2 separate regions of the Homo sapiens genome follow, and region 2 is linked to region 1. Evidence: read pairs that join two places in POLR2A ChIA-PET (ENCODE). Cell type or tissue: Panc1. All regions are shown on one strand. Links, peaks and the distances in the headings refer to the core of each region. The heading gives the core; the rest is flanking DNA.

Evidence for each region. ChIA-PET counts read pairs that join two places held together with the same protein. Peaks named below come from ENCODE experiments on the same cell type or tissue, not always from the same donor. Only the 100,000 strongest peaks of a DNase experiment are listed, where the experiment ranks them.
Region 2: POLR2A ChIA-PET joins it to region 1 with 16 read pairs; 6 of 35 experiments call an interaction of 5 or more read pairs at or near these places.

The regions. Positions count from the first base shown.
Region 1 is chr10:21,405,212-21,409,607 of GRCh38, forward strand. No RefSeq gene overlaps it. Among named protein-coding and RNA genes, the nearest start is that of LINC02643, 34 kb to the left of the region's middle. In Panc1, for the core only: no CTCF peak of the experiment used is centred there; no DNase peak of the experiment used is centred there; H3K27ac peaks cover 3,204 bases.
Region 2 is chr10:21,488,443-21,492,838 of GRCh38, forward strand. It overlaps MIR1915HG (MIR1915 host gene), which reads right to left. Exons shown (of 2, transcript NR_160800.1): 2 at 4,216-4,396. Among named protein-coding and RNA genes, the nearest start is that of MIR1915, 6.0 kb to the right of the region's middle. In Panc1, for the core only: no CTCF peak of the experiment used is centred there; no DNase peak of the experiment used is centred there; H3K27ac peaks cover 4,000 bases.

The DNA of each region.
Region 1 (4,396 bases), core at 168-4,167:
TGGATCTTAAAAGGTGTCAGAGTCTCAGTTAAATCTCCCTTCAATCAGGAAAAGACCTAGTAAGGAAAGGAGATTCTCTACAGAATGTGAATTTACCCCCACAAGAGATGGCTTTGCAGAGCCATTCCAAAATATGTCAAAGAAATATACTTTTGAGCCAGGCGAGGTGGCTCACGCCTGTAATCCCAGCACTTTGGGAGGCTGAGGCAGGTGGATCACTTGAGGTCAGGAGTTCAAGACCAGCCCAGCCAACATGGTGAAAGCCTGTTTCCACTAAAAACACAAAAATTACCTGGGCATGGTGGTGTGCACCTGTAATCCCAGCTACTCAGGAGGCTGAGGTAGGAAAATCGCTTAAACCCAAGGGACAAAAGTTGCAGTGAGACAAGATCATGCCACTGCACTCCAGCCTGGGTAACAAAGTGAAACTTTGTCTCAAAAAAAAAAAAAAAGAAGAAGAAGAAGAAAAGAAACATACTTGTGATACCCAATGGCTGGGCTCCGGGCTAAACCCATCCTTAATCTTGAAACCATGGCCCTAAGTGAAAACAGCTGGCCCGGTTTTTCCACCCAAATGTTGCTTTTTTTGGCCTGCCATGCCCCTATCCTGTGCCCATAAAAAGACTTCAGCTGGCAGAGCAACACATATGGCTGACCAGTGGGGACGCAAGTTGCTGAGCATTGGAGACTACGGATAGACACAGCTAACTTCAAACAGTGTGGCTTCAGGGAAAGATCACCTTCTCCCCACACCATCCCCTTTCCAACTCCCCATTCCACTGAGAGCCACATCCATTGCCCATTAAAACCCTCCACATACACCACCCTTCGATCCATTCCAGTGACCTGATTTTTCCCGGACAGCAGACAAGAACCCAGGCGCTGAGAGTGCAGGGGCTTGGATGCCGTAGGGAGTTGCACAGAGCCTGCTCCCGCCAGACAGGAGTGACCAGCCGGTTCTAGCTTCGTTCCCTCCAGTTCCCGCATTTGCTTGCTCACATGCTCCCTCTCACAAGCAGTGGCCAGGAGCAGGCTGAGTGAAAGGAGTCACTCCAGTTCCCACCCCTGAAGGGGGTCTAGGTCAAGGGAACTAGCCTGTCTCACTTTGGAATAAAATACTTTGATTTCTTCTAAGGCTTGTTGTTATCTGTCTTGTGATGCTATACCAGAGTCAAGTTGGAATTTGTTACCTTATTGCTACAAAGAGTCTGTTTTGTCAGTCTTATGATCTTTATTTTAATGTTAATGTGGTCAATTATGTTTCAACTCCAAAAGGGAGAAGGTATAATGAGGCATGTCCAACTTCCCTTCCCGTCATGGCCTGAGCTAGTTTTTTATGTTTCTTTGGAATCCCCTTGGCCAAGAGGGGAGTCCATTTAGTCACTTGGAGGACTTAGTATTTTATTTTTGGTTTACACATGAAAGAATATAGCTAAACAGAGAAAGGGAACCTGCCAGGAAGCAAGTGGCATGAAAAAAAAGAGCAAAGGAGGCCAGCCTCCTGGCAGTGGAGGGTGTGAATTTCGGGATTAGGTCAGATTGTACAGACTACTGAAACCCATAGAGAGCAAGGTAGATTTCGTGTAGAGGGAAGACATTGCTAAGTCACTGTTCAAAGGAGAACTGGATTCCTCATCAGCTTCCTTTCTCCTACTGAAAAGTCAGACTGAGAGAGAATCTCATGCCAAAACCTGTTAGAAATTTCCACCCGTTGTTATTGCCAGTGGAATTAAGTTAAGAAAAATCTAACCAGAGCCAGACCGAAAAAAGTGATAAGACACGTCACACCTCCCTCTGAGTCTACTTCCTGTCTCAGAGACGGAGGGTGTGTGGCTACCAAAATACTGAATAATAAACTGTGAAACAGCCAGAGTAAGATCCCCACGTGTAGCCCATCTCTCCACCAGAAAACTCAGGGAAAGAAAGAAGGCTGGGGAGCAGTGAGGCCCTGCCTCCTGTGAGGCTTAAACTCCACAGGAAAAATTCTATAAGTTGTAGGGGACCAAAAGTATGCACCCCACAATGACTGTAGACGACTAAAATATGCCACCCAAAAAAAATGCCTCTTTGGCATAAGGATGAGTTTGAGAAACTACAAACCCAAGAGATGTTCTGAAAACAGTAGAAGTTACCCTTTTGTAAGGGAAATTTACATCTGTAAAGGGAATCTCCATTTTTAAGGATATCTTCCTGTACAAGAAAGAGAAGGATGACTCTTAATCACAAGAGACTCTTATCACTGTGAGATGGGATTATTCCCTTGACCTTGACCCCCTTTGTGGGCAGGAACTAGAGTGGCTCGTTTCACCAAGCCTGCAGTCCATGGACAGCTAAGTGTTAACAGCTCAGTGAATGGTGAGGGTGAGAGCCTCCCGCACCTGCCCTTTTTGACACCTGAGTTCTTGTTCAGTGTCCAGGAAGAATCAGGTCACATGAACTGTTTGAAAGATGATGAACGTGGAGGACTTTACTGAATAGTGAAAGTGGCTCTCAGTGGAAGGGGAGCTGGAAAGGAGACAGTGCGGGAAGAAGGTGATCTTTCCCTGCAGTCCAGCTGTCTCTGGCCAGGCTCCCCTCTGAAACTGCACTGTCTGAAGTTAGCCGCATTTAACCATCGTCTCCAACACTCAGTTGCTTCTCTACTCACCATTCAGCAGCTTGCATCCCTGAGGCTCAGCAGCTTATATCCTTGCTGGTCAGCTGCCTGTTTTGTCTTTTCTTTTTTTTTTTTTTTTTTTTCTGCCAGCTGCTCTGGTTTTTATGGGCACAGGATAGGGGGCAGGATAGGCCAAAAAGGCAATCATTTGGGTGAAAAATGGGGCCGAGTTTCCAGGCTTGAGGGTGGAATTTAGCCAGGAGCCCAGCCCTTCTGTATCAGGGTCAGCTGTTTTCACTTAGGGTCGAATTGAGGTTCCAGGTTTGAGGATGGAGTTCAGTCAGAAGCCCAGACATTCTACATTAACTGGAGGAGGCATCAACCTAAATCTGCATAACAAGCTTTTCTCTTATTTACCATAATTTTTCTGATCACATCCCCATAAGCCTTTCCCTGCACTGTTTCTGCAGATAATGGTATTTAATCCTGAATTCAAAGCCACCTCTTTGAGATTGTACTCATTTCTCTGGATATCATCTGTGTATACATGAGGTATACATGGTAATAAGCTTCTGTTTGTTTTTCTCTTGTTAATCTGTCTTTTGTTACAGGGGTCTATCCCAACTAAGTACTATGAAAGTAATGGGGTTCAGGACATGCTATCCCAAAATATGATACTTTGGCATTTGAGAAAACAGCAGAAGCAAGAAGATCTCTCTGACCTTCTAACCTTCTCTCCTGAAGCAGGTCGTGAAAGAATTCTCTGAACTTCCCAAAATAGTCATTCCAGAAGGGTCCTTCCTATATTCACATGAAAGGAATGAAGACAGAGAAACAAAGAAGAATCTGAACAAACAAGCCTTACTAATTTTCCCCCAGTCTATTACCATTAGATCTCTTGCTCCAATCATACTTCTTTTTTTTTTTTTTTTTTTTTTTGAGACAGAGTCTAGCTCTGTCACCCAGGCTGAAGAGCAGTGGCGCGATCTTGGCTCACTGCAACCTCCGCCTCCCAGGTTCACGCAATTCTCCTGCCTCAGTCTCCCGAGTAGCTAGGATTACAGGCACCTGCCACCACACCCGGCTAATTTTTGTTTAGTAGAGACAGGGTTTCACCATGTTGGCCAGGCTGGTCTCAAACTCCTGACCTCAGGCGATCTGCGAGCCTTGGCCTCCCAGAATGCTGGGATTACAGGCGTGAGCCACTGTACCCAGCCCCAATCATCCTTCTGTAACAGTGGATGGAGTCTTAGCATGACTGACTCCATTTTGTCTCTGACCACCCCCTCCACCATGGTAATATCCTTTAGGTTCAAAAGCTTCTGCTTAACTTTGCATGCATACCATCTAATTATATGAGGAATTTAGTTTATAGTTTAGCTTTAGAAAAAAAATAATAGTCCCTTTCCCAAAACTAACCCAAGAGGAGATAAGGAGGATATATATACAAATAAAAATGTTAGGCCGGGCACGGTGGCTCACCCCTGTAATCCCAGCACTTTGGAAGGCCGAGGCAGGTGGATCACCTGAGATCAGGAGTTCAAGACCAGCCTGACCAACAGAGAGAAAACCCGTCTCTATTAAAAATACAAAAAAATTAGCCAGGCATGGTGGTGCATGCCTGCAATCCCAGCTACTCAGGAGGCTGAGGTAGGAGAATCGCTTGAACCTGGGATGCAGAGGTTGCGGTGAGGCGAGATCACGCCACTGCACTCCAGCCTAGGCAACAAGAGTGAAACGCCATCTCAAAAAAAAAAAAAATTATAGAAACATTGTGACCTGACTCAGGACAAAGAATTT
Region 2 (4,396 bases), core at 136-4,135, 83 kb after region 1:
GTTCAGGGTTACAATGAGCTATGACCACATCATCATACTGCAGCCTGGGTGACCATGAGACCTTGTTGCAAAAACAAAACAAAACAAAAAAACAAAGCTTCTCTCAAATTATAAGGTTGTTATAAACATCTCCAAAAGTTTATCCTTTTCTTTACACATACACACACCACGCATAATTCTCACTCATCATCAGCCATGTAATTTTTCGTTCTTTTTAATATAGAAACTTTATTTCCCTCTTTCTAGTTTGCTATGGCAGTACTTTCTTCAGTCTTGTACCTAAGTTTCCTACTTATTTTGGCCACTTGCCACCTAGAATATTAAGTTCCCTGAGACATGCTGTCAAAGGCAACACTCCTGGAACTGCCTATTGCATTTTTTTTCCACGTTTGTTGGGAAGAGCAAGACTCCCACGGGGCAAAGCAATCTCCTTTGAATCGAGCAGGGAAAAAAAAAAAACTGGTAAGCACTGGACTCTGACAAGCAGCTGCTGGTAAAGTCTACAGAACTACTTTTAAGTGGCTGGGTGGGCATTAACTTTTCACGGGGCTTTTTTTGTTGTTGTTACTCAATGATTTTGGGAGTCAGCAGATATTTTGTAACAACTAAAAACTACCTAAATTCATTCTGAAAAATAGTCTTCCATTTTTGGTTTAATCAGCAAAAAAAATTCAAACTGCTTCCTTTTTTTTTTTCCTTTGGAGACAGACAGGGTCTCAGTCTGTCATCCAGGCTGGCTTGAGTGCAGTGGTGTGATCACGGCTCACTACAGCACAGCCTCAGCCACCTGGGCTCAAGGTATCCTCCCACCTCAGCCTTGTGAATAGCTGGGACCACAAGCGTGCACCACCACGCCTGGCTAATATATATATATTTTTTATTTTTTGTAGAGATGGGGGTTTCCCTGTGTTACGTAGGCTGGTTTCAAACTCCTGGGCTCAAGCAATCCTCCTGACTCTGCCTCCTAAGTGCTGGGTTTACAGGCATGCCCCACCTAAACTGTTTCCTTCATCTACTTTTAGCTATTTATTAAATAACTAGAATAGGCTACGTTTAAGTTCCAAGTTACAAAAATTGTTAAAGAGAGCATTTATTTTACATCCTAAAAATACTGAGATCTTATGTTGTAGACAAAAGAAGCTAAAAATCTGGTGCAACAAGATGAATACAGAATAAGAAAAGAATTAACTAAAGTAAGTAAGCTTTCTGAATTGTCCATAAATAGTTCTAATTTGAATTACTGCCTATGCCAGAACATTACCTCTGAGATTTTATGATTGCTGTATCTGCTACTATTAACTAATAACATTTGCTCGCAAGGAAATAAAACACATACAAGGAAAATTGACACCAAAATAGTAAGTTGACAAATCTTCCATTAAAAAGGAAAATAGAAAACATAATTCTATGAAAAATTATGGAGAATTTAAATTTATTTTAATTTTTCAATTAAGTCAAATATTCTGTGTCTCACAGAAATTTTTTCTATTTCTCACTAGAAATTTTACCTTTTTGTTTTTTAAGATACTATGTTTTGCTCTGTAGCCCAGGCTGGAGTATAGTGGCACAATCATAGCTCACTGCAGCCTCAAACTCCTGGGCTTAAGCAATTCTCTTGCCTTAGCCTCCCAAAGTGCTGGGATTACAGGCATAAGCCAGTGTGCCCCACCCAGAAATTTTAAAATTCTTAAAATGTGTAATCAATTATTTCATGAAGCTATTGAATATTTTCATATAAAGAACATACCACGATCAATACATTGATTGATTTCCAATCAATTTACTTAATTTATGGAAGGTCATTATGTTGATGTACATAAATGTATATGTGTATTATGAATCAAATTTATTTGAAATCCTCCTGTATAGAATAAATTACGAACTTTTAGATGACATGCGTATTTTTCCCATTCTCCTTAATATATTGGGCCGAATTGTTCATCTAAGTAAAGTTGATTTTGCTTTTTTGTGGTCATTGTTTTTTCTATTTTTACTTACATAGTCAGATGCTAAGTTTTAAGCTTTTGAATAGTATGTCTGTCTGATATATCACTTCTTCCAGGAGCCTCCCCAAGAGCACTATAAATCTGCAAAGAGAGGGAAGTATGGGCAAATGAATAAGAAAAATGTTAAGGAAAGAATCCTTGCTAAACATTGCCACAATTTAATATTTCACATTTAAATTATTCTCATCATGTTATTTCCAAAGTTTGCTCATTAGATTTTCACTTGCCTTGATGACCTTAATTAGACTTGTTCCAGATTTATGACAACTGTAAAATTAGGAAATTTTCATTCAAAAAAAAAAAATTAAAACCCTCTGGATGGTTTTCCAAAGCACATGCAGCATTACTTAAGACTATGATTTTCAGCTAGTTGGATATATCATATCTACAGCTCTAGCCAGGTCTGTAAGAATTCTGTGACTGAGGCCTAATGGAACCAATTTTCACTCTGGCAGAACAAATTCAAGTTCTAATACGAACTTGAATTCCAGTTTCCTTTGGATGCCAGGAATCAGATCCTTTAAGAGGAAATTGTATCAGCGCTTCTGCCTATTAAGTGATATTCCATATATTTCATCTAAATAGCTAGCAGGAACAACTGACTCAAGTCAAATCTAAAACAGAAAACAAATGATTTTTTAATTACTGAAATTGTTTTATTATTATTTTAAAATACTAGTCATGGGCAGTTATTCTGTTGGTGGTGGTGGTGGGTTTTTTTGTTTTTGTTTGTTTGTTTTAGCCTTTTCCTTTCAGGGCCTCAATTTTCTGCAAACTTCACTTACCTTGACTGTGGACCACTGACCTTCTTTAAACAGGAACCAATGTATTCACTCACCTACACTAACAATCATATTACAGTCACAGGCCATTAACTGTCACTCACATTTTTATTACCCTGCATCTGATGAACATTGATACACTTGGGTGTCTTCCTCTGCACTGGAAAAAAAATAATTTAGATAGAATTCTAAAAGTTAGCATGTTTCGTCAATAGCTTCACTGTTCCTCATGCCCATTCATCACATCTTGCTTGCTATTGAAATCCTCCCTTGCTTTGTAACATTATTAAAGTCAGTCATTATTAAAGTCGTCTCAAAAAGAGACACCTCTGCAACTTCTAAGATGTTGTCAACCAGGAATCATATTTTCAATACTTCAAATTCTATTGCATTTTCAAGCTTTGGAAACAAATATAATATTCTTGCATATTTTCTAAGATGAAATTTCATGTAGACAATGATGTGATAGAAAGGATGATGCTTATCTAATGATTTTGGCATTGCCCCTTGATAACTATGACACTGAGAAAACCAGCATTGGTTTTCCTATTATCAGAACAAATTACAGTGCATGTTCTGGAGTCCTACATATCTTACATTTGAGAGAGAAAAATCACTGGGAAAAAAAAAGGTAATAGTTATATTTGTATCCATCTAGTTTCACTAACATATCTTTAAGGTACAGATTTTTTATAATAATCACATATGGCTGGGCGCGGTGGCGCATGCCTGTAATCCTAGCACTTTGGGAAGCCGAGGCGGGTGGATCACGAGATCAGGAATTCAAGACCAGCCTGGCCAATATGGTGAAAACCCGTCTCTACTAAAAACACAAAAAAATTAGCCGGGTGTGGTGGCGAGTGCCTGTAGTCCCAGCTACTCAGGAAGCTGAGGCAGAAGAATCCCTTGAACCCAGGAGGCAGAGGTTGCAGTGAGCCAAGATTGTGCCACTGCACTCCAGCCTGGGTGACAGAGTGAAATTCCATCTCAAAAAAAAAAAAAAAACCATATGATTTTATAAGACCAACTTAAGGGATTCTTATATTGCTTTAGTTTTATTTTTCACAAAAACTAGATTTAATTCAAGCTTCATGAAAAGGCCAAAAAAACACACAAATAATTTCATAGTTCCTAATTTTCCAACCCTTCCTTCAGTAGGCATTGCAGGTCATTCGAACCAGATAGTTTAAATTTTTCATGGTGCAGCTAAGTGAATAAGCATCCCTCCACAGAATGCATGCACTGTTGTATCATTTTCAATTAATATGAAATAGTTTTGCCAAAATATGACTGTAAATGCAAAGCTGCTATTCTGAACATTTGGAACAACTATAGCTCATTTTTCATTATGCGTTGATGTTTTGGTATAAAAATACTGTTTAAGCAGTTCATGAATACTCTTTTCCATTTAATCACAAAGAAATACATTCAGAGTGAACATGATCGTTTTATTGGTTACCAAAGATCCTTGGCAAAGTGCACGCATGGTGAAGAACAAAAGTAAGTCCTCAACAGTTTCCCAACTTCAATGAAAACTTAATGGGCCTAGATTTACAGATTACACATTAAAAAAAGTTTGTGCATGATGTATCTGCTGTGTGTGTATTC